2 separate regions of the Mus musculus genome follow, and region 2 is linked to region 1. A link is a loop called in an ENCODE intact Hi-C map of the cell type or tissue named here. Cell type or tissue: left cerebral cortex. All regions are shown on one strand. Each heading gives the region's core, and the rest is flanking DNA. Links, peaks and the distances in the headings are about the cores only.

What was found. A loop is a pair of places that touch in the nucleus more often than their neighbours do. Peaks named below come from ENCODE experiments on the same cell type or tissue, not always from the same donor. Only the 100,000 strongest peaks of a DNase experiment are listed, where the experiment ranks them.
Region 2: it touches region 1 in a loop (5-fold over the local background); 17 of 42 quality-filtered maps call a loop at or near these places.

What each region holds. Positions count from the first base shown.
Region 1 is chr6:124,909,169-124,924,113 of GRCm38, forward strand. It overlaps Ptms (parathymosin), which reads right to left and starts at 8,778. Exons shown (of 5, transcript NM_026988.2): 1 at 8,392-8,778; 2 at 5,750-5,821; 3 at 5,467-5,545; 4 at 5,240-5,298; 5 at 4,507-5,064. The coding sequence starts at 8,436. The coding sequence ends at 5,014. It overlaps A230083G16Rik (RIKEN cDNA A230083G16 gene), which reads left to right and starts at 7,695. Exons shown (of 2, transcript NR_152158.1): 1 at 7,695-8,014. Gm38896 (a long non-coding RNA gene) reads left to right here and starts at 10,422. Exons shown (of 2, transcript XR_869424.3): 1 at 10,422-10,930; 2 at 11,461-11,570. It overlaps Lag3 (lymphocyte-activation gene 3), which reads right to left and starts at 2,537. Exons shown (of 8, transcript NM_008479.2): 1 at 2,126-2,537; 2 at 1,596-1,743; 3 at 936-1,228; 4 at 58-321. The coding sequence starts at 2,183. In left cerebral cortex, for the core only: a CTCF peak has its summit at 8,201 (motif pointing right); DNase peaks (open chromatin) are centred at 6,564, 7,372, 8,189, 8,930 and 3 more places; H3K4me3 peaks cover 5,268 bases; H3K27ac peaks cover 6,602 bases.
Region 2 is chr6:124,849,379-124,864,323 of GRCm38, forward strand. It overlaps P3h3 (prolyl 3-hydroxylase 3), which reads right to left and starts at 8,339. Exons shown (of 15, transcript NM_013534.5): 1 at 7,818-8,339; 2 at 6,566-6,718; 3 at 5,703-5,898; 4 at 5,470-5,601; 5 at 4,933-5,069; 6 at 3,673-3,762; 7 at 1,701-1,753; 8 at 1,540-1,607; 9 at 1,248-1,372. The coding sequence starts at 8,309. Gpr162 (G protein-coupled receptor 162) reads right to left here and starts at 14,605. Exons shown (of 5, transcript NM_013533.4): 1 at 14,293-14,605; 2 at 11,441-12,744; 3 at 10,645-10,834; 4 at 10,114-10,271; 5 at 9,066-9,842. The coding sequence starts at 12,307. The coding sequence ends at 9,291. Gm32404 (a long non-coding RNA gene) reads left to right here and starts at 8,429. Exons shown (of 3, transcript XR_378023.2): 1 at 8,429-8,542; 2 at 8,629-9,858; 3 at 10,040-11,392. In left cerebral cortex, for the core only: CTCF peaks have their summits at 7,767 (motif pointing left) and 10,540 (motif pointing right); DNase peaks (open chromatin) are centred at 7,189, 7,750, 8,371, 10,276 and 5 more places; H3K4me3 peaks cover 3,078 bases; H3K27ac peaks cover 3,996 bases.

The DNA of each region.
Region 1 (14,945 bases), core at 4,460-12,459:
GAGTCAGGAGAGGTGGTGAGCAGGAAGGTTGTGGTCAAGGCTGCTTAGAAGAGTTACCCAGAACCTTGAGGTTGTACGTGATGGAGACATTGAAGCCATCTCTGTAGGTGAGGACACAGCCCCAGGTCCCAGAGTCCAGGGGGCTGACTTGGGGCAGTAACAGGAAAGTTTCAGCTAAAAAATGACGCGGTGAGTTGTAGACAGGCACTCGGTTCTGGCCCTGGAACCAGTGCACAGAGACTGGGCGGTCAGGACGGCTGAAGGAGCAGTTCAAAAGGACCCAATCAGACAGCTTGAGGACTCCTGAGGGACTAGCAATCACTGTGCAAAAGTTAAAAAAAAAAAAAAAAAAATCAGTCCAATAGATGGAAATGCTTTCTCAACGCAGCCGGCCAAACCAAGCTGAAAAACTCATAGAAATGGGGCATTGCTTTCAGATTCTCCACACACCCGCTCATTCCAAGTCAGTTCTTGAAACCTGGGGATGTTTATGGGTGGATCTCCAAGAGACCCGGGACTCTTTTCCACGGCCTCCTGCCTCTACTTTACTTGGCTTTGGGCAGACCTGGCCTAAGGACGAGCTACAGATATCTTAGATGAATCACTCTAGCCCCCCAAAGAAGAGGTGCTTCCCCATCTCTACCTCTACAAGGGATGGCACTCCCGCAGTAGGTGGGGGAAAGGGAGTTGGAAGGGGGTGGGGTGATACAATTTCTCCATAGCCCCCTCATCCCCGCCTAAAGGCGAGCGTTTCAGGGGGCACTTTCCAACCTGCCTTTCCATCCTGCCATCAGGGGGCCATCCCTTCTTCTACACTTCTGGAGGTCCTCAGACAGGGTCTAAATCACAACCCCTAGCCATTGCTCTCCCTGCCCCGGGGGAAGCAGGGATCTGCTTCCCAGGCCCTCTCTCTCCCTTTGTCCGGCCCCACCTACTCGAGGCCTGGCCGACGCGCAGGCGGAGACTGCAGGAGAGGGCGCGGTTCGGGAGGCGCACGGTGGCGTGGTACTCGCCCGCATCGGTGCGCAGAGCTGGGCGCAACCACAGAGAGAAGTCCCCGCGCTGGAGGCCGCGCTCCTCCAGCTGCACGTGGGGATGCAGGGGCTGCCTCCCGCTGCGCAGGCCTCCTGGAGCCACGCTCAGCACCGTGTAGCGACCGGGTGCGGGTTGTCTAGGCGAGGGCATCCCCTGGTGAAGGTCAAGGGCCGGGATGGGAGTGGGTTGGCCACTGGTTGGGGAGAGAGAATAGGATTGAGAAATTTGATAAGGCCACGAAGAAGATGCACTCAAGCATGCTTTGAGGATAAAGTTAACCTGCCTAAGAGACCTCTTGACCGTCAGCAGCCTCCCCTCTCCCCCATAACTACCCCTGTCCCCACTTCCGTTGGTCTTCAGCACTATCTGCTACTGGAGAGGTGGGGCACTACAGGATGCCGGTGTGTGGGGAGCAATCCACAGGAAGGCTGTGTGGTTTTAGAGGACACTGAGCTACTGGCTTTAGAGGGGCTCACAAAGAGGACAAAACTGGCTTGGACAGGGTTTTATCCATTAGGACAGGATTGGGAGGTTCTGTTGTTCAACTTTGGAGTTCATACCTGTCTGGTTGATGTTGCCAGATAACCCCTCCTCTTCGTAGAAAGTTAGGATCCAGGTTGGGGGATTTGAGGCTGCAGGGAAGATGGACGGGAGCTCCCTCCTGGGCCCACACCACGGGGAGCTCTTTCCCAGGCCCTGAAGACACAACTAGTGGAACAAAAGAGAGGCCAAGGGCATTGAGCCAAGAGATTGGAGAATAGAGAAATGCCCTGGCTTTCCTAAGAAAGAAACATCATGCCTCCCTGTTGAAGGGAGGCTGAGGCAGCTTTGGGATCTGCCCTTATACAAAGTGATGGTGCACGCCTCTAATCCCAGCACTGGGGAGGCAGAGGCAAGTGGATCACTATAAATTCAAGGCCAGCCTGGTCATCAGAGCCAGTCCCAGGACAGCCAGGGCAACACAAAGAAACCCTGTCTCAAAACACACACACACACACACACACACACCCCTCCCCTCAACAAAAGCATTGGAATATCACCACAGCTAAAGAGACAGCCATAGAGGTCCCTGCTGGACTCTCCACCTTACCTGGAGCTTCCCAAAGCAGTCCCAGAAGCAAAAAGCCAAGGAGCAGGTCCTCCCTCATCTCCTCTATGGCCCGGGCCTCCCCAGCCCTCCAAGGGAGGTTAGAAAAAGGTCCTGGGAGGAGAGAGAGACAGACAGACAGACAGACACACACACACACACAGAGAGAGAGAGAGAGAGAGAGAGAGAGAGAGAGAGAGAGAGAGAGAAGTTCTACAAGGAGGAGGTGAGGCGGAGGGAAAGAATGTAGGGTGAAGAGGACGCCCCAGGAGTGGGGACTGGAGACAGCAGGATGGATAATGATCAGAGGCCCGGGCTGGGACCCAGAGCAGAGTGCAGGCAAACCCACTGCAGCTAGCTAGAACTTGAGCTGCTCCTCCAGACCCAGTCCTTCTGCTTCTCCTCCCCACTGCCCGCCCCCCCAGACCAAGGCGCGGGGTTTCGCTTCGCAGTGGAAAGTGTGAGGGGGCTGATTCCCAGCAGCCGAGCCCTCCTCTCGGTGGTGGCACTCCCCTTGTTTACTTCCTCAGACTCGGGTCTCCCTACCGCCCCCTCTTCACCTCTTCCCCCTCTGTCTCCTCTCTCTCTCTCTCTCTCTCTCTCTCTCTCTCTCTCTCTCTCTCTCTCTGCCAAGCATTTCTGCCTAGAACTACAGCTGTATCTTTAAGCTTCCTCTACTGTCCCCACAGTTTCTTCTTGACTTGCTCTTTCCCATTAACACTGAAAAAAAAAAAAAAAAAAGCCACTGTCCTACAGTCTGCCTGCCTAGCCTTTCAGCATCTCTTGGACAGGTACTCAAGAAGTGTCACCATACCACAAGTTACCAGATCTGGGTAAGGGCTCAGTGGAAAAGTATAGTAGCCACACGGTGTTAACCTTCATTCTATGCTACATATAACTGTATTATACATTTTCCGTAAAGCAACTTGTGAAACTTGATGCGCGCCCCTTTTTGTACAGATTTCGGGACTTGAGGCTCACAGGCATTAAATAACTTGCCAACATTAGGAAGCATGAAGGCAAAAGCTGTCTAGTCCTTAACCCTACTTGCATTATGGGATGGCCTTTCATCTTCTAGGAAGATGACACTGAGAAACTTGGTTTTATGTGTGTGTGTGGGGGGGGGGGGGAGTTCGAGACAGGGTTTCTCTGTGTATTCCGGCTGTCTTGAAACTCACTTTGTAGACCAGGCTGGCCTTGAACTCAGAAATGCGCCTGCCTCTGCCTCCTGAGTGCTGGGATTAAAGGCATGCACCACCTACCACATTCGGCTGGGAAACTTGTTTTAGATGTCTACTTTTATTTATGTGTCTGTATACATAAATTCCCCACCCTGTGTGAATGCTCAGAGGCCTGAAGAGGGTGTCAGATTCCTTGGAACTGGAGTTACAGGTGTTTTGGGAGCCGCCCCATCTGGATGCTCGACATCAAACCTAGGTCTTCTTGAAAGGCAACAAGCACTCATAACTGCAGAACGGCCTTTCCAGCCCTGACAATAGGATGTTTTCCTGTCTTCAAAACCTCCCTCCTCCCCAAGATTCTGTACTTTAAGAAAAAAATGAAGGCAAGGGTCTATGGAGATGGAATAATGCAGGAATCTTATAGCAAGGAAAACTCAAGAGAGACCAAGGTGTCAGCAACAGTGGCATGTGTAAGTCAAGATTTTGGAAGGTGGGGTGAATTGAAGCTGGCTTGCTTGGGCCCATGAGTTCAGGGTCATCCCTGGCTACAAAGTAGATGCTATGCCAACAAAATGAAACTTAAAATAAAAAGGGAAAAAGACCTTTAATCCCAGTACTTACTAGGCAGAGGCAGGTGGCTTTATGTGAATTTCAGACCAGCCAGGGCTGCGTAGTAAGACTATAAAACAAGAGGAACTGAGGCAGGCTAGAGGAACCCAACAACCTTTGCTCCCCAGCTCAGCTGAGCTGAGAAAATGAAGACGATGACAAGGAGACAGGCCTGATAACTAACTCTGGAGTCTTTTGCCGCCCATGTATGAGAACTCTGCTTCCCACGAGTCAAAAATGTGTCCATGCTTGGGAGTTCTCTTTCCAAACTCTAGGTTGAGACATGGGCCTAACAGCCTCTTCCACCTTGGGGGCAGGACTTCCTGTTTCTATCTGCCTGGTTCAGCACAATGGAGCTGGAAGCTTTCCACTGGGCTCAGCAGAGTCTAGATCTTACGTGAGTTAACATGATATAGTGTGCACTGCTGAGGAGAAACCTCCCCAGGAGCCCAAAAACAGGACGTATGTCAGCCCCCAGAGGAAGACCTTGAGCTCCCACTCCGAGGACTGGCCATGTCTCTTATAATCTGGGTATGAGGTCAGCCACGCCCTCTACACCCTTTCATGCACTGACCGGACTGCGGGAAAGCAGGAGACGGGTTAAAAACAGAAGCGCGACCGTTTCTTTATTAAATTATACAAAAAGGGGAGGGGGCAGCTTCGGGGCTTGGCCCCAACCCCAGCCCCACCCCGGCCTGGCGCTGTCTGAGAGGAGGGAATCTGAGGGAGACCCAGGGGTCAGGCAGGAGAAAGAAGGGCAGGCTGAGAGGCTCGGGGTGTAGAGGGCAAGGAGAGGCTTCGCAGGGACCGGAACATATGGGATGGTGAGGGAAGGCAGGAAAGAAGAACAAGAATGCTAGGGCAAGTGAGGGCTGGCTGGGGAGCTCAGATGAGGCGGGTCAGGAGCTGGACCGGTGGCAGTGAGGGTGAAGGAGCAGTGTCTGGAGAGATGGAAATGAGAGGCTGGGTCAAAGGACAAGGGTCACAGCTCTGGGGCAGGGCCAGAGCAGGGAGCCAGGAGAAAGGGGGCTGGATTTGTGTGTTCCCGCCCCACCTCCAGGACCTGAGGGGCCTCCCATCCCCAAGCCCACGGGCAGGGGTTCATGCCGACGCCCCGTTTTCTGTCTTCTGCCTCTTGGGGTCTGCTTCATCCTGTGGAGAGGATAAGAGTTGAAGTAGCTGTACAAAGGAGACTTCCCCGTTCCTGCTGGCCCTGCTCTGGCCCCTGCCTATCCATGCTACCCACAAGGACCTGGGTCCAAATCCAAAGGCCACCCAGCCCTTGATATATTCCTGACAGCCCCTCAGGCTCCAACCCAGCTCAAACCTCCTCTTCAGCAGTTCTCTTCCGCACGGGGCCTTCATCCTCCTCCTCTTCTTCCTCATCTGAGGAGCCAGAAACAAGTCACTGGGGAAGGTTGGGAGGCTCTGGGCACGCGCGCGCGTACACCCACACCCACCCCTTTCTATCCCAGTGTCCAGTCTTCAACTGCTCCCTGGCTCTGCTCTTTTGTGTCTCAACTTTGCAGCCCAGCCTTCCCTACCCATCCCTACCTTCTTCATCCCCTTCATCATCATCCTCTCCATCCTCTGCAGTTTCTTCTTCCTCTTCCTCAGCTCCATTCTCCTCCTCCTATGGGGACCAAGACAAGGGGTGATGGATGTCAAGCCAGCTGTGCTGCCACTCACTGGGTGGTAAAGGGGCCTAGGAGTCTCAGGGTAGGGAAGGAATGAGAAGAGGTCGAGAGAATGGCAGGACCCCAGCACCCCCAGAAGGTAGGGGGGCAGGAAGGATGTTTGGGCAAGCGCAGTCATCTTCCCCCTGCTGCCTTCACACCTCCACTACTTCTTTCTTCCGTTCTTTCCGGCCGGCCTTCTCCTCCACCTTGTCCTTCTTTTCTTTCAGGTCCTGCAAGACAGAAGGTCACCTTTCTCTCAGCAAGGATGACAGACAGCCCTCGAGTGCTTCCAACTCTGCAGCTAGGTCAAAGGTAGTAAGTGAAGGTGGCCATAGTTTGAGACACAACTGGAGTCCTCCGGTCCTTAGATATGGGCCATAATTGGCTGATACTAGAGACTTCTGTCCCCTAGGGCCCCCAGGGATGTGGGCAAGTGATGATAAGTGGCCAGAGTCGCTGAGGCTCCCACCCCATCAAGTTCTTCCGAACCTCCCCTGGCTTAAGAGTTGAGCTCCACAAAGCAAATCCCCCATCTGCTGGCAGCCTGGCTGCCCCACCCCCTCACCCTCTCTGCTTGCCCCCGCTCTGCCTTTTGTCTACCTCAGGGGCCTTTGCCTAAGTACTCTCTCTCCTGGGCATCACTCCCAGCTTCTCCGTCAGCTTCTGGGGTCTTTGTTTCCCTGCTGTGTCTCCCTAATCCTCCTGTTCCTACCTGGCCTAACGGCACAGGGATGTGGCGATCACCCTAACGTGTTCCCACATCGGTTTCTATCCCCAATCTAACCAGTCTCGGCGTTCCCTGCGCGCTCCACCTTCCTGCCGCCAAGGAAGGAGGAAGCACAACAAACAAGTGTGCGCCGGGGCGGGCGGGCAGGTGGGAGTTACCTGCCCAGAGTCCCTCCCACCAGGCTGTCTGCCTTCACTCCAAAAGCCCAGCAGGTCCTATTCTATTCTGACAGTGGGTAAGCCCCTCTGGACACACCAGCCTTCCAACCCCATACAGATCCCATGTCTCCTTGGCAGGGGCCACCTTCTCCTCCGCTCTTATCTAACGTTAGTATGCAACTCTGTGTACACGATCCCAAGTGGGCCGGAGTTCTCCTAAGTAGATCACCCCAGAGGTACGTGTCCTTTCTAGAACAAGACTGAGGTAGAAGAGGTGCCAAAATGACTGGCCTGAGGACACTCCACTCCCTTCTCCCTTCAGGAAGAGCACAAAACACTTGGACCCTCTCACACCAGACATGGTTCCTCATTCTGATTTGTCGTTCCTTCTCTGTCACATGGTGGGTTTGGGCACTTGTATTACCAGGTGGGCTTTCTCATACACTCCCGGGCCAGGCAGGAACTAAGTCAGCTTAGCATGAGCCAGGCCCTGGCCTGAGTTTTCTACTGCGGTTGATGGAGGGGTGAGGGGAAGGGAGAGAGAATACCAGAGACCAAAGTCCACAGGGTTGGCCCCTCTCCTCCTGGGTCCTGTCCTGGTCACTGTCCTTCCATGATCTCTTGTCCAGGAGGGTATGTGACCTGCCCCCAGCTGCTAAGCAGCTCTCTGGCCTCTCCAGGGGCACAGAAGCTCACCCAGGCTAACACCAACTCACACATCTGCAGGGGAGCACCCACTCACTCTGTAGACACATGGCCCAATGTTTGGGCATTCTGGCACAGTCTCACAGGAGCACACTGTAGCCACTCACAAAGCAACAACATGCCTCCAGGACATCTCAGTCAGTCTCCGCATGCACACATGTAACTGACACGGGCGGTCCCACACACTCGCTGGATCTCAGACATACAAAGACGCCTACTCGGTGAAGTCACATGCCACCGCACAACCCACCGGAGGGCCACACAGGCACACCTTATCAGATCTCACATGTCCCCTCTTCCCACTGCCTTTCATCCTATCAGCTCCCTCCTTCCACTTGGACCTCGAGAACTATACTGCGCCCCCCCCCCCAAAAAAAAAAGACTGGGCTCCCAGCCCCCAAGCCTGGCCGCATTAATTTCCCTAAGCGGCACTCCGCAGTTTCCCTGGGGAAATTAGAGGAAGGCTGAAAGAGAGACAAGGGCAAAGGGATGAGGCCGGGAAAGGCAGCTGCTGAGAGCAAAGATAGCTTGACGTATGGTCAGGCGATGCTGAGCTCCAGCTTTTTCGAAGGCTCGTTTCTCCGTCTTTCTGATTTTTAGAAATTCAACATGAGGGGAGGCGATAATGGAAAAAAAATGGAAATCGGTAGTAGAGGAAGAACAAATGAAGATGGGCAAAAAATTTTTTTAAAAATTAAAAAGGGGGGGTGGAGAGGAGCAGCCCTTCAGGGACGAGGACAGACGGTCGGGCGGCAAGGGGAGGAGCCGAGGAGTAGCCTCCCGGGAGAGTCCTGTTTACACTTGAGGATCCCAAACCGCTTAGCAGAGGAAAGGTGAGGTCATAGTGGCAAGAGACCTGGGGGCTCGGCTCGGACATGGGGCCCGGGAAGCTAGAGGCGCCGCTCTCCGACGAGAAGGCGGACCGGGCAGAGGCGGGCGCGGCAGGCAGGGCACGAGAGGGGTGGGGATGGCGGGGCCGGGCGCAGGCCGGGCGGTGAGGCCCGAGCCACGGCGCGCTGGGCCGCTAGAGGGCGCCGGTGGTGCCGAGCGGGATAGGCAGCGCCGGGCTCCGAGCGGGGGGAGGGCGCAGCGGGGTCCGCGGGGACCGGGCGCCAGGGCCGCTCGGGGCCGTCGGGGGCGACCGGGCGCGAAGGACCGCGCCGATCCCGGGGCCGCCCGGGTGCCGCGCCGCCGCCGCCCCTGCCCGTACCTTGGCACTCAGCTCGGCCGCTGCCTCCACGCTCTTCTCCGACATGGTGCCGGGGCCGGGGCTGGCAGGGAGCCGGGGTCCCGGGGCCGAGGCGGAGGAGCCCTGGACGGCGGAGGGTGGCCGCGGCCGGAACTTGGCGCGGTGGCGGCGGCGGCAGCGGCAGCGACGGCCGCTCGGCAAGCTGGCTCGCTGCAAGAGGCGGCAGAGGCGCGCGGGGTGGGGCGGGGGTGGGTCCCGAGCAGAGACCCGCAGGGCTGCGGCCGTCCGGAGGGCGGGCGGGCGGGCAGGCGGGAGGACGATGCGGGCGGTGGCCGGCGCGCTCCGGTCGCGGTCGCTCGGTCTTGCTCGCCGCCCCCGCACCAGCAGAGCTGCCGCCGACCAGCCGCTGCCGCCCCCGGGAAGGGAACCCGCTTTTAAGGCGGCGCTGCCCGACGGGAGGGGCTTCCCAGGGGTGGGGCAGGCGAGAGCGGGGAGGAGAGGAGAGGGGAGGGGGATGAAAGAGGAGGTTGGAGAGGTGGGGATAGGAGGATGAAAGCGAAGGGCGGGAGAGCGAGCGGGACAGGAGGAAGGACGAGACCGGGCGGGGGAATGGAGAGACTGACGGTTCGGGAGCGAGCGGAGTGGGGCGAGGAGGTGGGAAGGGGTGGGGTTCCTGCGGGGAGACACCGCTCCAAATGCCAGCCTACTGCCTGCAAGCTGGAGTCTGGCTCCTGGGGGCGGACTGGCCAGACTCCTGCTGACCTCCTCCTTTTAGCCCTGGGATTTTGCTAAAGTGGGGGTGCAGGGAGTGGGGCTGTAGATGTAGAGGCTGGGCAGGTATTTGAGAAACCAAAAGCTGAAAGGAGAGGAAGAAGGCTGCAGAGCCACTTCCATTTCTCGCTCCTGTCCGCCTTCTCTAGGTGGCCTTGAGGAGGAAAGTGAGAGTACAAAGGACAGCCTGGGCCTCTCGGCTGGACTTGACATTTGTGGTCCTTGTCGGGTTCCTTCCAGTCTGTTTCGGGGGATGTGAGGGGCCCTCTGATGTTCTCGTCTGCCTCTTTATTCTTCTCTCCTCTTACCTGTCTCACCTCACTTAATTGCCTGGTTCTTGTGTTTCTCTTCACCTCTTCATTCATATAGACCGAGACCCCTCCCTTACAACCATCTACATCTCTTATGTCTCAATTTACTTTGCTCCAGATAACACTGTTTTCTTACCTGATTATCACCTGGCCCTATAAACTTAGCTAATTTTCAACTCTTTCCGATTGTCCTTGTACATTTTCCCTCTCGTAGCTCTTCTCTGTCTTCCCCCCAGTCTTTCTGAATTCAATTGTCCTTTGCACACACGGGCCCAGATACGGGGTTCCTTGTCCTCAGCGCCTCACCCCTAGGTTCAGAATCTTTAGATAATTTTTTGAGAACCCTAAGATTCAGAAAGAGACGGGCTGGCCTGTCAGTCTGAGGCCCGAACGGTGGATGAAGAAGAAGGCTGGGCTTTGGGAAAAGATTGTCTTTGGGGTGTGTGTGTGTGTGTGTGTGTGTGTGTGTGTGTGTGTGTGTGTGTGATCTGTCATTATTACCCCTCACCTTTTCCTAATCATTTTTATTTCCTTAATAAAAAACATCACCTTTAGCCAGATGACCTATTCAGCACTTGGGAAGCTGAGGCAGGAGGATTGCCATTAGTTTGAGGGCATCCTGAGCAATACATCTTGCCCCTTCCCGACCCCCCCCCCCAATTAGAAAAAAAGGGAAGCCATTGTTGGTCTTCCATCATCATTTAGCATGTGAGCGTGTCAACACACCATCGTTTGATCTCTCATACACATCTCCTGGTTTCTCTGACTCTTAATTCAGTTTCTTCGTCTCATAAATCTTTGCGCCCCACCCTGGTTTTTCCTGGCAGGGTTCGGTCCACCTTTTCTCTGAGATCTCTCCATTTCCCCTTTTCAATGCGCTTCTCAGACTTCAGTGACTGATGTCTATAGCAATCTCTCACCATATTCCATCTCTGTACCCTTTCTTGCTTCATTTATCTCCCCTCCCTCACCCCATAACGCCCCCCCCCCCCCAAGCCTCGCTCCCTTTGGGTTGGTCTCTTTCCTCTCCCTCCCGCCTTCTTTTTTCTCTGCCTTCTCTACTCCACCTCCCAGCCCCGCCTGCTGTCTCGGACACCCTGCTGGGCTCTTACCCTGTTGCCCTGGTAACCGCCCTCAACTCCGGTCACCTCCACTCCCCTCCCCCCTCCAATCACCGCCACCAACAACCTCCATCCACCTTCCTCCTGTTTTTCCCGAGAGCCAATAGAAACCCTGTTGCCAGGTGGAATGCTCATTTGAATCAGCCAATCCAAGATTCTAACTGTTTGCCCTGCCTTATAAGGGGATGTGAAGAGGGCCACTCCCCCCACTCCCGCCCCACAGGGGACGAGCCCCACCACTGTCTTTTCACTCTGGCCTAGGAAGGAGATTGAGACCCTCTCATAAAGGGGGCTTACCCTCTCATAAAGGGCCTATCTTCCCATTTCTTTAGATGGGACCACCAGGGTTGCAGTGAGGTGTGGGACGGACCTTGGGGAGTGGGTTGGACTGTGGGCTGGGCCTCAAGGCTGGGGGTGGGAATGAGGTGTGATTAGGGAAGGGGAGGCGGAGGGAGCCGGGAATTTTGCCCAGGGAGGGGTGTCTGGGAGCGGAGGCAGCTGCAGTGGAAAATTCCAGGGAGATGGCGAGGCAGAGAATGGGAATCCTGCCCCAAGGCCCAAGGGAGTGCATAGAAATCTAAGAACTTGGACATTAGGGTCTTCAGGGACTGCTGGGGGTCATTCTACAGGCCTGGAAGGCCGATTCTAAATCCCTTCCTATGAATAACGGAGGAACCACCCATTATCCTTTCTATCTGGTTAGAGCACAGACCAGAGTCTCCTAAAGTTCTGCTTTTTCAGGAAGCAGCTGGGAGACTTGAGGTGAATTTGAAGGAAATGGGATGTTGAGCAGAGAACCCACCAGAGTGGCCCTTTAAGGTCTGTCTTTGTACCTCGGGTCACTGGTGTCAAATGCCAACGTTTGCTTCTTTTGCTTCGCTCCATAGAAGTACTCTTGAGGTTTTGTGGAGGCCTGCCTATTCCTAGAATTCTATTACTCTACCATGCAGTTGAGACATTTCCCACGAGTTGAGTGGGGAAAAAAAAAAAAAAAAAACAACCTGTGCTTACACATCTTCTGAAAGTGGGAAAAAGAAGAGACCAAGGTGAGAAGAACAAGAAAGGCCGGAGCCCCCTGGAAGCTATGACATCTGGCTGAGTTCCTAGAAGTTGCTCTTGCTCTCAAGTGTGGAAGGTGTTCCCTTCTAATTGCTTCAGACTCCTTCTTAGTGAGGTCTCCAGTTCCGTAGTCAGTGTGCCTGTGTTCTTCCGATCAGTGCTGAGGAGAGCCTGTGTCACTCAAGGCAGTGGAGCACACAAGTCCAGAGAGCTGGGCCATCTCCCTTAGCCTTTATTAAATCTTTTGTTCACTCCCAGTGACCACAGTTTTTTTATATCCCAATTTTTCCTTCATCTTAGGAAAACAAAACAAAAAAACCTCCAAGTCAGGAGACGAACACTTAGAAATTAACCAAGCCCTTATATCTAGTGTGTTGGTGCCCTCCAGCAGAAGGCAGACCTCAAGAGTGAGCATGGTTTTTTCCCTTCTCCCATGTGAGCCCTGGGAATCAAACTCAGATCAGCAGGCCTGGTGGCAAGCACTTCTCTCTGCCCCCCCCCCTCCTTTTTTTGGAAGGAAAGCTTTATTTTGGTGACCATCCCCTGTGATACAGTAATGCAGGCTATCCTGGTGATGAAGACAGTTGTGGTAAACAGAGCCAGAAGCAGTGGTTTTCATTAAATTCAAAGGCAGGAGGGAGTGATACAGACTCGTGCTCGCTCAGAGCCTGGTGTCCTTTTTTTATTATTATTTAGTTTTTATGTCTGGGTGTTTTGTCTGTGAGTGGTGCCCTATTTGTGTTCCCGGATCCCGCTAGGAGTCCAGAAGAGGGTGTGTGAAACCTTGGAACTAGAGTGTGAGCCTCCGTGTGGAATAAACCCCAGGTTCTCTGGAAGAACAGTCAGTGCTCTTAACAGATGAGCCATCTCTCCAGAGCCTTCCTTCCTCTTTTTTTTTTTTTTTTTTTTGAGGCAGAGGAGTCTCACTATGATGACCAGGCTGGTCTGCTTCCTGCTTCTGCCTCCCCATTGTGGGCTTTAAAGCCCTGAAATACTGTGTGTGTGTGTGTGTGTGTGTGTGTGTGTGTGTGTGTGTGTGTGTGTACACATGCGTGCAAGGCACACAGCTCATGCATATTCAGGTGAGCTTGGAGGTCTGAAGAGAACTTGGATTTCTGAAGCTGGAGTTACTGGCAGTTGCGAGCTACTGGACTTGGGTGCTGAGATTTGAACTTGGACCCTCTGCTAGAACAGCAAGAGCTCTCGGTCACTGAGCTATCTCTCCAGGTCACTGTCCGCTTTCCTCTTTCTATGCAGCCCAGGACTCCAGCTCATAGAATGGCTTAGTCTTATCTGCAGCAATGTTTATATATTATATGTTGTATGTAATACATATATTTTATACATGTGTATATGTGTGTGTATACATATATGCATGCTAATCTTGGCTACATACTAGGTTGGAGGTGAGGCTAGGTTGGACTATGTAAGACTCTGTTTCAACTGACAAGCATGCAAACAACAAGAAAAATAGCTTCCACAGAGCAGAATGAGACAATGAATCCTTGTAATCCTGGTATTCTGGAGTTTAGGCAGCAGAACGACTTCAAATGCAAGGTTGGCATGGGCTACCTATAAACACCCTGCCACCAATGGCAAGACCTTGTCACACACACACATACACACACACACACACACACACACACACACACAAAATCACTTTCAAAACACAGTCCCAGGCTGGAGAGATGGCTCAGTGGTTAAGAGCACCAACTGCTCTTCCAGAGGTCCTGAGTTCAATTCCCTGTAACCACATGGTGGCTCACAACCATCTGTAATGGGGTCTGATGCCCTCTTCTGGTGTGTCTAAAGAGAGCAATGGTGTACTCTTATACATAAAATAAATAAATATTTTTAAAAATTGTTCATTTAAAAACAAAACAGTCACATCATATGCAATTAATCTGGTTGAAAGAGAATGGAAATAAAATTTAAAGTTAGCTTCATTGATCTTATTCACCATCAAAATTCTACTCAGATATGTCAATTTCAGTGGAAGAACTTTGAATTTCCATTGTGCCTTTATATCACGATTGGAGTTGTCTATTTGTTTTCAGATAAGGTTTCTCACCCTGACAGTCCAGTAGACCAAGGTAGCCTCAAACTCAGAGATGAGATGTGCCTGCCTCTGTCTGGAGTGCTAAGATTAAAGAAGTGTACCACCATGCTCTCTGCCCAGGCTTAAATTTAAACCAGACATGATGGCAGCCACTCGTAATGCCAGCACCCTGCAGCTGACTGCTAGGATACAGATCAGTAAATTATCAGATTACATCCCTTTTAAGCTGTACTTTAAAAACCTTTTTAATCTATTATCTTTATGTGTGGGGGTGTTCTGTCTGCATGTATGTCTGTGCATCGCTTGTCTGTAGTCCTTCAGGGACCAGGTGAGTGTTGCTGTGCCCTTGGGATTGGAGTTTTGGGTGGTTTTGAGCAATCCTGGGGGCGAAGCTCAGGTCTTCTGGAAGAGCAGCCACAGCCCCTCACCTCTGAGTCATCTCTCCAAGGCCCTAGGCTGTACTTTGATGTGAAGAGCTCTTGATCTGTAATCCTTCAGGGCAGGGACTAGTCTTTTGCCTTCAGCTTTGACTCGCACCTTATACTACAGTTCCTACTAGCTACTAAGAGGTGTGCTAAAGTTTGTTGAAGTATAAGAGTTATGTTTTGCCGGGCATAGTGGCACACGCCTTTAATCCCAGCACTTGGGAGGCAGAGGCAGGTGAATTTCTGAGTTCAAGGCCAGCCTGGTCTACAGAGTGAGTTCCAGGACAGCCAGGACTATCCAGAGAAACCCTGTCTCGAAAAACAAAACAAAACAAACAAACAAACAAAAAAACCAAAACAACTGGGGCTGGAGAGATGGCTTAGGGGTTAAGAGCGCCGACTGCTCTTCCAAAGGTCCTGAGTTCAAATCCCAGCAACCACATGGTGGCTCACAACCATCTGTAAGGAAATCAGATGCCTCTTCTGGAGTGTCTGAAGACAGCAACAGTGTACTTACATATAGTAGATAAATATTAAAAAAAACAAACAAACAAAAAAAGAGTTTTATGTTTTATTAATCCCAGCACTCGGGAGGCAGAGGCAGGCAGATTTCTGAGTTTGAGGCCAGCCAGGTCTACAAAGTGAGTTCCAGGACAGCCAGGGCTACACAGAGAAACCCTGTCTTGGAAAACCAAAAAAAAAAAAGACAAACACTCTGCAGTGTTACTCGTGGAACACAAGACATTGTGCATACGCCGGTGACTGCTTCTACCACGGACCTACACTGTCAGCCTGAGAAGTTGCCATTTGTTCTGTTCAGTACAATAAG
Region 2 (14,945 bases), core at 4,494-12,493, 60 kb before region 1:
ATTCTGGGAGCTCTGGAAGCTGCTGCAGACCCACCCTAGGTGGGTGTTAGCCGTCCAGGGTCTGTCCATGCCCACAGAGCTAGCAAATGGTACCCGTGGGAATACACAGTGCCAGCCTTTTAGATAGTCTCTTTCAGATGGCAGCTCCCAAAACATATAGGAGTGAAGTTAGCAGTGTAGGAGAAGCAGCCCTGCTGACCTTACTAAGTTAAGAACAATGTAGACACTTGTCCTGAATGTGGTCACCCGAAACAGAAACACTTCCTCTGTGACTTTTGCTCTGAGAAAATGTTTGAGGAGATGACAAACAAAAAAATCAAGAAGGAGCTGGGCGAGGTGGCACAGGCCTTCAATCCATAGCACTTGAGAGGCAGAGACCTCTGGATCTTTCTCTGAATTCAAGGCCAGCCTGGTCTATCTAGTGAGACCAATTCTCAAAAACGGGGCGGTATGTGTTAAAGCTCCTTCCGAGGACACTGTACACGTGAGAGACACCGTCAGAACAGGATCAGGGCAGAAGAAGTGTTGAACAACGCAAGGGAGAGGCCACCCTGGTTCACCCAGAACCAACACTAAAATGTTAAAGGACAACACCACAGCAGGACAGTCTAAAACCAGGAGGAGTCTTTGTTTCCATGCTATGCCTGTTTCCACATCATAATATAGCTTTAAAAAGACTTTACTGGGGGGTGGGTATGGGGGACCTTTGGGATAGCATTGAAAATGTAAACAAGGAAAATACCTAATTAAAAAAAAGAAAAAAAAAAAGACTTTACTGGCTAGTAACTTTAAATGAGGTAATATGGAGACTGTATCATGAATAAACTCAGCATGTTTATGCAAAAAAAAAAATTAAGTAAATAAAAGGAGGAAAGATAATTTTTCCACAGCTGAGAAAAAGTACAGACTTTAAGAGAAACTTGAATCCAGGAGGTAGTGGCGCACACCTTTAATCCTAGTGCTTGGAAGGCAGAGGCAGGTGGATTTCTATGAGTTAGAAGCCAGCAAGACAAGCCTGGTCTACAGAATGATCTCTAGGCAGCTAAGGCTAGACAGAGAAGCCCTATCTTGATGAAACACTGGAGGAAAAAGAGAGAGAGAGAGAGAGAGAGAGAGAGAGAGAGAGAGAGAGAGAGAGAGAGAGAGAGAAAGAGAGAGAGAGAAACTCGAGACAGACAGAGCCCTGAGTGGTCACAGGAGCAGGCGGCTGAGCCTGCGGGTGCCTAACCACACACCATCATCCATACCTTGGCCAGCTGCAGCAGAACCCCACACTCGGCTGAAGTTAGCAGCCCATCTAAGACAGCTCGCTCCGACCCATTCAGCTGCTGGGCGTCCTGCGTGAGGGTCACACCCTCCATCAGAAGGGCATCTACAAAAGAAAGGGTTGGGGTGATGTCACTGGGGCTCAAGGGAAGAGCAGGAGCTGGCCCATCCCAGCCCCTCAGGCTTCTGCCTCCTGAGCTTCCCACTCCCCCTTTTACCCTCCTACCCAACTTTCACCTCCTGCCCCTCTGCCATGTGTATTAAGGAACTCACCCTTCCAGTGAGCCAAGGGCTTCTGCTGTGGAGGCTGATGGTCCCAGGGCTTCTTCTCTTGATCCTCTCTCGGGTGAGAGACATACTCAGGAGACAGTGCAGACCCACCCTTTCACCCCCCAGCCTGGGCCAAGTGGCCCCCACCACGGGGTGCACCCTACCTGAGCCTCTCTCTCAGTGCCTTAGGGATGAGAGCCTCCGGGGTCCAAGAATCCTGTGATAGTCAAGAAGAGCATCCTCACCCTCTGTCACTAGCTCCTGGGAATCCTAACATTAGAATCTGAAGATCCAGGCTGGTGAGATGGCTCAGCGGATAAGAGCACTGACTACTCTTCCAAAGGTCCTGAGTTCAAACCCCAGCAACCACATGGTGGCTCACAACCATCTGCAATGAGATCTGACGCCCTCTTCTGGTGTGTCTGAAGACAGCTACAGTGTACTCATATACATAAAATAAACAAATAAATCTTTAAAAAAAAGACTTTACTGGCTAGTAACTTTAAATGAGGTAAACTGACAGCTACAGTGTACTTTCATATAACAATAAATAAATCTTTAAAAAAAAGAGAGATCTGATGCCCTCTTCTGGTGTGTCTGAAGACAGCTACAGGGAGTGAGCAAGCAGGAGATGGGGGGTTGGGGCGGTAGAGGGGTGGGCTGGAGGAAGCAGAGGTCCTGAATTCAGTCCCCAACAACCACATGAAGGCTCACAACCATCTGAACAGCTACAGTGTGCTCATATACATAAAATAAATAAATCTTTAAGGAAAATGAGCCTTGTTCCTAAATAAAGTTTGATATGTTTCTGGGGCAGGGGGTGGGGGGTGATTTGAAGGTCCTTATTAAGGTCTTCTTCCCGCTTCCAGGGAAGAAGGCAAAGGCCGAAGAGCCTGGACTCAGCGCCAGACTTAGCTCACCCACAACAGCCTAAAGCCTCAGGTTCTAGACACGACTGTAATCAGCAGTGACTCCCCTTACAGTTTGTCCGGTGCTAAGGCTTTACACTTACAGATTTGGTTTAAAGTTCATAATAACCTAACGAAGCAGAAAGTTCTGATGCCCTGATGTTGATGGCCTGAGACACAGAAAGGCCAAATGACAGGGTCTCCTTCACACAGCAGGCAAGTGGCAGAGTAGGATTTAAACCAGCCTTGTAAAACCCTCACTTTTAGCCAACAGTTCTCAGTGAGAGCGATTCGACCCACCTCACCGGAGGACATTAAACAACGTCTGGAAACTATTGATTTCATGATTTAGGGGCTCTATCCATGTGCTGTTGACATCTGCTGGGAAGAGGTCAGGATAACAGCTGAAACCCCATCAGTGCGGGAGTGACAGCCCATCCCTCCTCCAACAAAGTACTATCCAATGCAAACTGTCTCCCCCTTCTTCCCTCCCTCCCTCCCTTTCTTTTTCTTCTTGCAGTGATGGAGACAGAACCCTGGGAATTTGTGTCTGCCAGGCAAGCACTCATCACTAAGCCATTCGAGCCCTCAAAAAGTCAATTAAAAAAAAATCTGCTGGGTTAAGTACCAGCTTCGTTAGGCTGGCACTGCGCTTGCATCCTCTAAAGGGAGGACATGGATGAAGTGGCAGTGGTGCCACTCTTTTTTTATCAGATGGCATGGCTTCAGCAAAGGATTGTGGAATGTGTGTGATCTGTACAATTTATAGGTAAGGAAACTGGGATAAAGGCAAACGGGTAACCAGAAGGTATTTGTGGCAGAGACCGATTCTTAGCCATGCATGATCCTGTGGCCATTTAAAAAAAAAACTATTTGTTTTTATTTTATGTGCATTGGTGTTTCACCTGAACGTATGTCTGTGTGAAGGTGTGAAATGCCCTGGAACTGAAGTTACAGACACTTGTGGGCTGCCATGTGGGTGCTGGGAATTGAACCCAAGTCCTCTGGAAGATCAGCCAGTGCTCTTTAACCACTGAGCCATCTTTCCAGCCCCTCCCTTGGCCATTTTAACTACAGGCACACAGTTGAGATCCCTGAGAACCTGGGATGCCAGAGTAAGTTAAGTCTGCAGGGCTGTGGGCAAGTGGACCGCTGTTGCGGGCTGCAGCTGCGTATCGTATCAAGCACCACTGTGCCTCCCTCTGGGGAGAAGAACATAACTGTTTACCGGGTCCTTGAAGCTAGTGCCCAGATGCTCCATGGCGTAATATAACTGTCTCTTCTCTCCGAGGGAGCGAAGGATGAACCGCTGGATGTCCTGAGCAGGGTAGAGATGGAGGAAAATGGAGATATAAGGAGGAAGGAAGGGAAAGCTGGAAAAGAGGGCAGCCCTGGCTTGTATGAGACATTCACATGCTCTTGAGAGCCCTCACCAACTCCAATGCTGCGTTGGTTCAATCTTCAGTGTCTGGGCTCAAGTAAGAGAGTACCCAGGAGACTCTGTAAGTGTGAGCATGCGTGAGTGCATGAGTGTGTGTGTGTGAGTGTGTGTACATTAGGTAAACATAAGATTAAGGGAAGAGAATACTTCTGGGGATAGACTCCCAAGTAAATACAACCTAATATGTGGAGGCAGGGAGCTAAGGCAGAGAAGTCAGAACCTAGCTTTGGGTACCTCTTCAGTGGCTAAAAAACTTGAGTAAGAAGCTAGAATGAGCTGAGTGTGGTCTTCTACATTTTATAGCCCAGCACTTGGGAGGCAGAGGCAGGCAGATCACTGTTAATTCCAGGCCAGCCTGGTGTATACAGTAAGTTCAAGGCCAGCCAGAGCTGTACACTGAGATCCTGTCTAAAAATAAATAAATAAGTGCACAGACAAACAGGTAGATAGATGATATTTCAGTAATTAAGAGCACTTGTTTATCTTGAAGAGGACCCAGGTTCAGTTCTCGGCACCTACTTGGTGATTCACAACCATCCTAACTCCATCCCAGGAATTTCCATTCCATTCCATACCACACTCTTTTGTTGTTGCTGCTGATGTTGTTTTAGGATAAGATCTCTCTACGTAGCCCTGGCTGTCCTAGAACTCACTCTGTAGACAAGGCTGGCCTTGAACTCAGAGACTTGTCTGTCTCCAGCTTCTGAACTGCTGGGATTAAAGGAGTGTACCACCACATTGGCCCCATGCCCTCTTCTGACCTTTGAGAGCACATATATAGAGCACATACATGCAAGCAAATAAAATGAAACAAATAATAATAATAATAATAGATGGATGGATAGATAGATAGATAGATAGATAGATAGATGGATAGGTAGATAGATAGATAGATAGATAGATAGATAGATAGATAGATAGATAGATAGATGGATGGATAAAATGAAGTAAACAAGCCAAATAAAGTATAGCATCTAGGCCACCCACTCTTGGATGTTTGCCTTGTTCCAAGCCCTACCTATCTGTGAGTGTGGGGGGAGGGGTTACCTCTCGTGGTCCCAGGTCAGGTCTTGGCTCTCCCAACTGAGTTTGGTACTGGTTCAGAGCCTTTTTGGCAGCCTCATCCTCTGGGTAGAAGAGCAGGACACTCAGGACATTTTCCATGGCCTGAGACATGTTCCCCACTGCACTTGGAGGAAGGGGAGAAGGGGTCAGAAACAAACAAGACAGAATAAAGGTCACCTGGGAAGACTGCCAACTCCAGGAAGTCCCAGCCCCACTTTGGGCTGTGCCCAACCAGCGATTCTTTCAAACCTACCTTCAATGGCAGAGTTCAAAGAAGAGGAATCAGAGAGAAAATGAGAGGGAAGGGAGAAGCAACCAGAGCTGAAGGAGCCAGTAAGCCATCTCCTGAGCTTCGCACAATGGTGCCAAAGGACACCATCCTGAAGCTGAGGTCCCCAGAGGTCCTGACAGTGAAATTAGCAATGCAGAGTCGGAGGGACAGGAGAGATAGATAAATGCGGCTGGGAATGGCATCAGAGACAAATCTTGACTCCCAGGCTCCATCCTTCCCATGCTGACCCTGAGCATACGCCTCGTGCAGCCGTCTCAGCTGGCTGAGGAGGAAGTCCTGGACAGGGAAGCTGCGACCAGGACGGGTGGCCGTGTCTGCCACACAGTGCTGCCTGCACTGCAGAACCCGTATCCAGTGTCCTGCAGAGAACCCAGATGAGCCTTAGGCTGTGCGCAGTCCTCCTTCGGTCTTCCTCAGACATCAGAGCTCTCCCACAGCACACGTCCAGCCCCTCCCTCACCTGCAATGGCTTCATACAGGCCTCCCTGGCTCCCTTCTCCCTCTTCTTCAGCCCCTTGGTGCTCCTCAGGCCCCTCACAGGCAGCACGGCAGCTCTCCATGTGGGCCAGGCTCCCCTGCAGGGCCTCCTCTAGTTGGGGTAGAGCCAGTGCTGCCTCCCGTTGCTCCAGAAGCTCCAGGCCAGTGTCATAAGCTGCCTGTGGGGACATGGGACACCTAGTCACCAGAGATTAGTGGTGGTGGGGAGGTACTAAATAAAACTGGGGGTGGGGGGCATGGTGACGGGCTGGAGAGATGACTCAGAGGTTAAGAGCACTGCTGCTCTTCCAGAGGTCCTAAGTTCAATTCCCAGCAACCACATGGTGGCTCACAGCCATCTGTAATGGGATCTGATGCCCTCTTCTGGTGTGTCTGAACACAACTACAGTGTACTCACATACATAAAATAAATATATAATTCTTTAAAAGGGGGGGGGGCATGGTGACATATGCTTTTAACCTGGCACAAAGGAGGCAAAGACAATCGGATCTTATTGACTTGGAAGCCAACCTGGTCTGCATAGTGAGTTCCAGGCCAGCCCAGGTCTACACAGTGAGACTCTGTTTCAAAAAGAAAGTTAGGGAGGTGGAAAAGAAATGAGCTTATTTGGAACATGGAAATCTGTATGGTATTTCATACACCCAGAGGAAGAACAGGTGTGGCCTCAGAATCAGAACGCTAGAACGGCACACTTTAGTGATCACTGAGGAAACTGGGTGCTAGGGAAAGACTCCTCACCCAGCGCCACCGAGGAGCGGTACCCAGATATGCTCAAACTGCACAGGCTGGAGTTGGCAGATTTCAGCCAGCATTGAGGACCTCACCCAGTATAGGGGCGTCACCAGGTCCCGGAAGCTCTGGGGTCGGATTGCAGACATCCTTCTGTACTTAGCCATGTCTTCCCGCATCTGCAGGTGTGTTGGGTTTGCCACAAAGAAGGTGTGTGCTGCAGAAGCTGCCAGGTCCAGCTTCTTCAACTAAGGATCCAAAGAGATGAGATATGAGAGTCCAGAGGGGTGTGCGTGTGCATGTGCGTGCATGGGGTGGTGGTGGTGGTGTGTGTGTGTGTGTGTATGGTGGGTGGGGGTGGGATTTTGGACCTCTGTCCTTCACCAGCCTCCCCCAGAGCCTTATGGCAGCCTAGCCAATCAAAACTGGAAACCACCAGATCCCTCGGGAGCCAGAATGTTGGGCTCCCCAGGACTCTGGTACAGAAAGGAGATATGGAAGCGTCAGAGTGGGTGGGCCTCGGGCTGAAGGCCCCAGGATCTCTGTTTTGGAGACAACGAAATGAGAGGCTCAAGTAGATGGGGGAGGGGCGGGGGAGCGGGGAGACCTTGAATGACGAGAATCTGCAGGCCTCTAGGACCCTGGGCTGAGGTGTGTGAAACTAGAGCCCCTCCCGCCTCCAGCCACGTAGGCATCAGCTACCATTCTGGAAACTGCACACTGTCTACTGCCACAGACCCAGATTCCAGCCTCAGCCGTACTTCCTTCTGCAAACTAGCCCCGCTCCTTCAACCTTTCCGAAGCTCGATTCTTCCCCAAGAGAAAGCTCCTACTCAAACGCCCACTCCTGAACGAACACATGCACTCTCTCTGCCTGTCTCTCTCTCTCTGTCTCTGTCTGTCTGTCTGTCTCTCTCTCTGTCTCTCTCTGTCTGTCTCTGTCTGTCTGTCTGTCTGTCTCTCTCTCTCTCTGTGTGTGTGTGTGTGTGTGTGTGTGTGTGTATGGTTTGGGGCACCTCTCCATCTGCTCTTCGTATCTGAAAGGTTGCATTCATTAGCCTAGACCCGCTAAAATAAAACTGCGGAGCCCTCCCAACATATTCGGTCTACTCCCACTCCTCTTCATTCCAATTTGACACGTTCTCCACGCTCTCTCTTGACCCTCCCTCTGCGGCCATCGCAAGTCCTGGCCACGTTTCAATGGTACCCACACAAGAGTAGAACTCCGTTATCCGCCCTCCAAGGCTCCACCCCCGAGTCCGGGCGGCGAGCATCCCGCCCTCTCCTGGTCAGCTCCCAGTAAGACAGTCAGTAGGCTTGGGGTAGCACCCTGGCCGGCCCCCGCACCTGGTAGTAGGCCCTCTGCAGGTAGTTGTAAGGCTCCCGCCGGCGGAAGGCATCCCGCAGCGCGCTCCCCACGCGGAGCCGCGCCGCGCCCCCCGGGCCCAGCCTCCGCACCGCGCACTGGGTCAGGCACTCGGCGCGGCGGAGCGTGGCGCGCAGGAGCAGCGGTTCCCAGACCCCGGGCCCGGAGACAGGATGTGGGGCTCCGAGGAGCTGGGAGGGGAGCGCGGCGCCCGGCTCGGCCGCGCAGCTCGCCCCGCACTCCTGGCGCGCGCGGCCCAGCGCCGCCCGGCTCCGCAGCGCCTCTCGCAGCAGCGCCACTGCGGGCGCCCAAGCCCCGGCCGAGTAGGCTCGCAGCCCGTCCGCGTAGAGCAAGTCGGGGGCCTGGGGAGGCGACCCCGGTGACAACTGAGCCAGGCCCGGGGGCTCGGGAGGCTCGGGGGACCCCGGGGGAGGCAGCAGCAGCAAAAGCAACAACCGCAGGAGCCGGAGCATGGTGCCAGAGTCGCGGGCCCACCGCCGAAGGGAAATGCGGAGACGGGAGGGAGGGAGGGAGAGGAAGGAGGGGGGGTAGGGGGAGGAGAAGGAAGGAGAGATGGAGAAGAGGAGGGAGAGGAAGAGAGAGGGAATGAGTGATGCCAAAGAAACCTGCTGGATTTAGGCCTGCCCCTGGGAAAACCGAAGTGAGACGGAGTGAGAAATCCGAGGGACACATGGGTCTAGTGTGGGTAAGAAAGGGAAATGGAGAAAGAAGGGTGAAATAGGGCTCCTGGCCTGTGACGTGGGGGTAACTTCGTTTCCGTCCATCCTTGAGTCCTGGAAAAGGATTGTGGACGCCCCTCACACGTTCATCTACCCACGCTCCTGCCAACCCACCATGTGAAGATGGATTTTCGAAACGCTGCCTGGAAGAGGGTGACTCCGTGTTTGGGACACCAATTCTGGCACCAAAACTTTTCTACTCAGAAACTGAGCGCCCAGACGCATTTAGGGGAGATGGGAATTGAGTACTTTTTACTAATTTAAGCAAAGATCCTTCCCATTCAAACTAACACACTCTAGTGTCCCTTGCTCCACCCCAGGATCTTACGCTCCTACGCCCATTTCTCCTATGTCTGTCTGCGTCGTATTGGGCCGTCTCTTTCTATACCTCTTCCCCCTGCCCTTTATCCGGTTTGTCCTCTAGCCACTTTCCCTCGCCCAAGCCACTGACCATTTGCCCCCCCTCCCCGCAAACGCTGAACATCAAGGTTTCCACGGCAACTCAGCCTTTTAATACATTTTGCTAGGGGTGAAGACGGGTGCGTTGGGTATCTGGTCACTTGGATGGGAGAGAGCTGGGGCTCTAGAGCCCGGATGTAGGCCCCCCCCCCCCCATCTCCCTGGAGGCAGCTGCCATAGACTCAGGGCCAGGATGAGGCATACTCACTCGCTCGTGCCTCCCCCCCCCCTCCAGTGAAGCAGGCCTATGCGGCCTCACAGGGTCAACTGGGGGAAGATGGGGTTACCTGGCCCCCAGGGTCTTCCCCAAGCCCTTGAACTCCCTTCGCTCCCGGTCAGGGAACAGCGTCTTCCTGCACTTAACCCCAAAGGAAGTCCAACGGCTCGGCTATCCGGAGACCCAAGGGAGAGCCGTCGAGGTGAAAAACCCAGTGGTCTAGGCCTACGAGGAGAGGGTCCTGGTGACGCAGTTGGAGAAGGCAGAGGTGTCTCATCGATGAAGGTGGTGATCTCCTCCCGGAAAAAACCGGGACCTCGTGGGGGTCCCCCACCCGACCCCAGAACCCCACTTTCTAGAAACTGTCGAAGGCTGGCCAAGCCCCCGCCTTCAGCCTCTTCCTCATCCTCCTCATCCTCCAGCCTGTGTCTCTGTCCCAGGTATTCTGGAGGGCCTCCGAGGGCTCGGCTCTGGGCTGGGAGGATCCGGATATCATCCGATGAGGACCACTTGTGCAGGAAGGAGCCTGGTGCCCGAGGAGTAGAAAAGATGTTGGTCTCATCGTGGGATAATCGTCGGGACAAAGGGACCTGGGAAGAGGAGCAGGTGAGACCTGGAGATGCTGCAGAGACAAAGGTAAAGGTGACAGGAACCAAGGTGGGGACTCTGCAAGATGGCTTCATACTCTTCCTTTTCTCCAACGTGTTTACTCTAGTAGGCAAACCTGGTTCTGAGAGATCTGAGGGAAACTTTCTTCCTCTTGTCTCTCCTTTACCTGACCCCCTAGGGTACCCTGCAGTCCAAAGCCAAAGAGCAGTGGTGCAGGAGACCAGAATGGAGGTGAGTCCTTCTGTCCCATACCTGTAAGTAGTGTACTCTCTCCAGCGGTGGGAAGAGCATGTGCCGCCCAGGCAGCAGCTTCACCTGGGTGGGGTCCCGACTCCCTGACCCTGTGGCCCCGTTAGCATCAAAGCGAATTTTGCACACTCGGCCATCTGTGTAGTCGTCACAGGTGCCATCTAGGAGCGAGAAGGAGCCCAGTGGGTACAGGCAGAGAAGACCTACCCTCTAGAGCCCCATGCCCTTCATAAAGTCCAGGAGGACTCTTTGACTCCCATCAGTCTGTAAGCCCCAATCCCTGTTTGGCATGGACCAAGCTGGCCGGCCGGTGTAGGCTTCCAGAGAGGAGCAGATGCCTAGTGAAAGGCTCATCAAAGGAAACAGGGCTTGGATGGACAAGTCATCAGGCTAGACGGAGCCTGGAGTTGGCTCCAGCTTAGTCCAGCAGGGGGCACCCCAGGGCAGCACGTCTCCTCAAGGAGAAGGGCAGTAGAAAGGACAGAAAATAGAGGTAGCTATCCAGGAAAGAAAAGGCCCCGTCCCTCCTCTGACCGTCATCACCGTCATCCTCGGACATGATCGCCACACACTGCTCCCACACTGTGCGCACATCTGCACGGTAGCGCTCACAGGACCAGATGAAGGAGGGCAGGAGCAGTGTCTGTGCCATGGAGCACCACAGCACTGCCAACACCATCCATGGCGGAGCTGAGTCTGACTTCAAGGAGAAGAAGCTCACCACCTGACGGGGAATAGGCAATGGCTGGTCAGGCTTGAGAGTCCAGGCCCCACCTAAGCCTGATACCCACCTTTAAAGCAAGGGATTAGGAAGGGAGGCGGGTGAGCCTCTGGAAGGGGTTGAATGATGAAAGGGGAGAAGTGCTATAAACAAATCCCTGACGTTGGGCGCTTGAGCGGAGTGGGAGAGATGGGGGTGGGAGGAGAGTGAGACTCCAAGAAAGTCAAAGACAGAGGAACCCAGGAGTCGGGCCTGGATAGTGTGGTCGGGTGAGCCTGGGGTTTCTACTCATTTCCACTCAGGAGTGCTCAGAGAATGATCTCCAGGGAGAAGCAGGGAATAGATAAAGGCTCAGGGCAGCTAGCCGTGTGACAGGTTGAAGAGTGACAGGGCCTGTGGAGCTGAAGAATAGAAGTGGAAGCAAGGAATGGTCAAAGGAGCTGGGGGATTGAGTAGTGGCGGGTGAGGACTGAGACAGGGAACCCCAAATGTCAGGAGACAGACAGACGAGAGGACGGTAGATGCCGGGCTGGAGATGGAGCTTTTGCGTGGCTGGTAGAACTGGAAGGCCCTGTATATTAAAAAAAGGCTGAAGGACCTCAATCTCACCAAAATGGGCACCCCCGTGAGTGAGTCATAGAGAAAGACGATGGCGCTGACCAAGTTGGTGACCTGCAAGGATGTCTTGGCAGATTCAGAGCCATCCAGCGAGGACCGCCGCTTCCCTCGAGTATCCTCCACCACAATGGCTGGCACCTCAAAAGCTGGCCGGGTACCCAACCCCCCCAGCCCCCCTGCTTTGGTGCCCACACTGCCCCCCGCTCTCCGGGCCTGCCGAGCCCTCCGGGGCCGGGCCCACAGTGTCTGATAGAATGTGATAGCCACACAGACCAACCCCATGACAATGCCCCCAAGAAGCAGGAGGCTGAAGCAGACACCAAAACCGAGGCCGATCTTGGAGACTATGAACTGGCAGCCTCGGGCATAGTAGCGCTCCCCGTTGTTGTGCCAGCCGATGGAGGGCAGCGTGGAGAGGATGAAGCTGACCATCCAGATGCCCATGACGGCATGCAGCGCCTGCTTCTTGGCGTTGCTGAGGCGGTAGTTAACGGGCCATCGCACCATCCACATGCGATGGTAGGAGAGCGAGGCGACCGTGAAGCAGGTGGCCAGGGCCAGCGTGTAGTAGGTGGACACAAAGACCTTGCAGATGCTCTCGTTCCAGTCATAGTCAGAGGAAGCCTGGCGCCGGAGCTGCACCACAGCAAAGGTGGTAAGGGGCACAGCCGCCATGAGTATATGAGTACCGGCCAGGAAGCAGAGCAGTAACTCCAGTGGCTTGTGTTTCTGCTGTTTGGCTGAGATGCTAAGGATGATCCAAGCGTTGGCCAGCAGGGCCAGGAGCCCACAGGCCAGCCAGGACAATGCGTTTGAGCGTAGGGAGGCCTCTTCTGCCCCCAACCCTCCCCGAGCCATTCTATCCTCGGCCCCACCCCCACCCCCTTGAATTCCTGGGGGCGGGGGCTAGGTCTCACCCTGGAGCCCCGCTCACACACACCCCCATGATGCCCACAGTCCTTGCCTGGTAGCCAGGCAAGCTGACCCCAAGTCTTGCTTACTTCTCAGCATTGCATGAGTGACCCAGCTAAGGCCAGGTGGGCAGGGCAGGGGAGAAGGCAGGGAATTAATAGAGGCGGTAGTCCTCAGCCTCCATATTGGGTGGGGCTTTTTCTCAGTTATCCCTGTAATTGATGGGGGAGGCAAGCAGGCTGCTTCCCCATCTATGAAGCTGGCTGGGCAGCTCTGATTCTCATGCTGGGACTTCCCGGTCTCTTTCTCCAGCGAGGCTTGACCAGTGGGGGGTGGGGTGGGTGTCTTGGTGCACAGGGGTGGAGCTCAGTCACCTGGACAAGCTGTGAGGGAGGATGAGATGAGGAGCAAGCATTAGGCCTGTGCTGTGCTTGGCTCACTTGTACCCCCTTTCCCTTGAAACTATGGAAATGACTGATGCTGAGGGTCGCTGGGGTCATTCAGAGCATTCCCTTGCCTTAAGTCAGATGCCCCCTTACCCACAGGCATAAGACCTCATCTACTTGCAGACTACATGGAAGGGTCTCCATTCCTTTTAGCCTTTTCTCCCTGCTTTGGAATTCCAAGTTTTGTGCTTATAATAGCCCATGCTCAGAACTACCCAGCCCTGTCTCCATGTCCCTAGGTCTCTCTTCAGTTGCTAATGGGAGACAGACAGTGTGATGTGTTCCTCCTTGGGGACTCACATTAAAGCAGGAGCCCTTCTCCTGCATGCCATTCTCCTGGACTTTGTGGTCTTTGTGCTCAGCCTACTTATCTAAGCCTGGGTTTTCACCCCTTCAGCTACCTAAGGAAAATGGGAGGAAGGAGACTGAGACTGGGGTGGGGGTTGGGGGGTTGTAGCTAGGGAACCTGAAGGCGGGGAAGCCACTGACATCAGAAGCATCCAGAAATGGAAAGAGGGGGAACTAGGGAGAAGGAGGAGAGTTTGAGCTGGAGAGAAAGAGGGGGGAAACTGGTAGTATCTGGAAATAGACGGGAAGGTCCAGAAGCCCCCCCCCCACCCGAGGCGGAGATATTGGAGGGAGGTGGGTGGGAAGGAGGAGGATGGAGGAGGAGCCTGGGAACAGTGATGGGGGGGGGGGTAGACCTTAAATAGGCTGGCTGACCTCACTAGGAGACTTTGGGTCTCCTCCCCTGGTCCAGAGCCTCAGTTTCCCTCTGATGGGAGAGAGCAGGAGGGTTCTGGTCTTAGTGATACGGTTCAGGGAGAGCTGGGGAAGGCACTAGGAAACCAAGTGAAACACTGAACAGACTAGAGGCTATAAGACCGGTGTGATGGTTTTGGGGCAGACGGGGAAAGTGGGGCACAGCTGTGCCACCGTTCATTTCCTGCGAAGAGCCTTAGACCCTAGCTCTCCCCCAGAGGTCCCAGTCCACCCCCATCTTTGTCTCTTCCCCCCTAGCCCAGTACATCCTAGTTGCCATGGCAATGGACAGCCAGGAGGAGGTGTAGGGAATAGGTCCGGATGCCCCCCACTGCCCTCCCTTACAGCCTTTGGACCCCTTCCCACTCACCCTCATCCCACCCCCAGACCCAGTTGGTGGTTCCGAAAGAAAGAGAGGGAGAGTCAGAAAGGGAGGGAAGAAGAAAGACGTGAAGGACAGAGAGAAGGGGGTGAAGGACAGAGAGCAAAGGGAATGGGAGGAGGAAGATTGGGGGCTTTCTGGCCGACAGGGGTCCCTCGCCCTTCGCCTGGATGGGATAAGGTCAGGCGGCTCCTCCCTCCAGTCACCTAGGGTGTTCTCTAGGGCAGAAACAGCAGGTGGCTGGGGAGGAGGGCCGGGAGGAGGGGCGCGGAGGCAGCTCGCGGGGTGGGGTGGGGTGGGGGAGTGGAGACACGCGGGGGACCGGGCAGGGGTCCACTTACCTCTGGCTGCGTCCTGCTCTGCCGAGGAGACGCACTCCCGACGAGGCTCGCCCGGGCTCCCGCCGCCTGCCGGCTCCAGCTCGCCAGCCCTCCTCCTTCCTTCACTCCCTCCCTCCGGGCCTCCCTCCCCCCAGCCTGGCCTCTCGGGCTCAGCCCGCGGCGCGCTAGTTTGCGGCCCCTCGAGGCCCCTGTCTCCCAGGGTCATCAGCCTGCGAGCCCGGGGTTAGGGAGCCGCTGACCAGTCTTGGGGTCGGGGGTGGCGAGGGTGGGGCGGGGAAACTGGACGGCGGTGACTTAGAGGAGGAGGGGCAAGGAAGGCGCGGGGAGGGAGGGGGCGAGGAGGACGGCGGGGAGCGGGCTTCATTGGTGAAGCGGTTGGTGTCCTGCCCCCACCCCATCCCGGATTTTCAACACGAATGAGCCCGAAGAGGCAGCTGGTGTTGTTAGGGACCGAGGAGTTAGCTGTTCAGGGAGGAGGAAGCGTGTGTCACCGTGTGTCACTGTGTGCATCCTTATGAGGGCTGTTCTTGGGTAGAGCTCAGAGGAGCCCCGCATGAAGGCCTGCTAGAAGCTAAGGGGGCTTGCGATGCCAGCTGAGATCGCTTGTAAAGTTGGAAGTGCTTGCTTGGATCAAGAAAAGAAGTGGGCTTTTT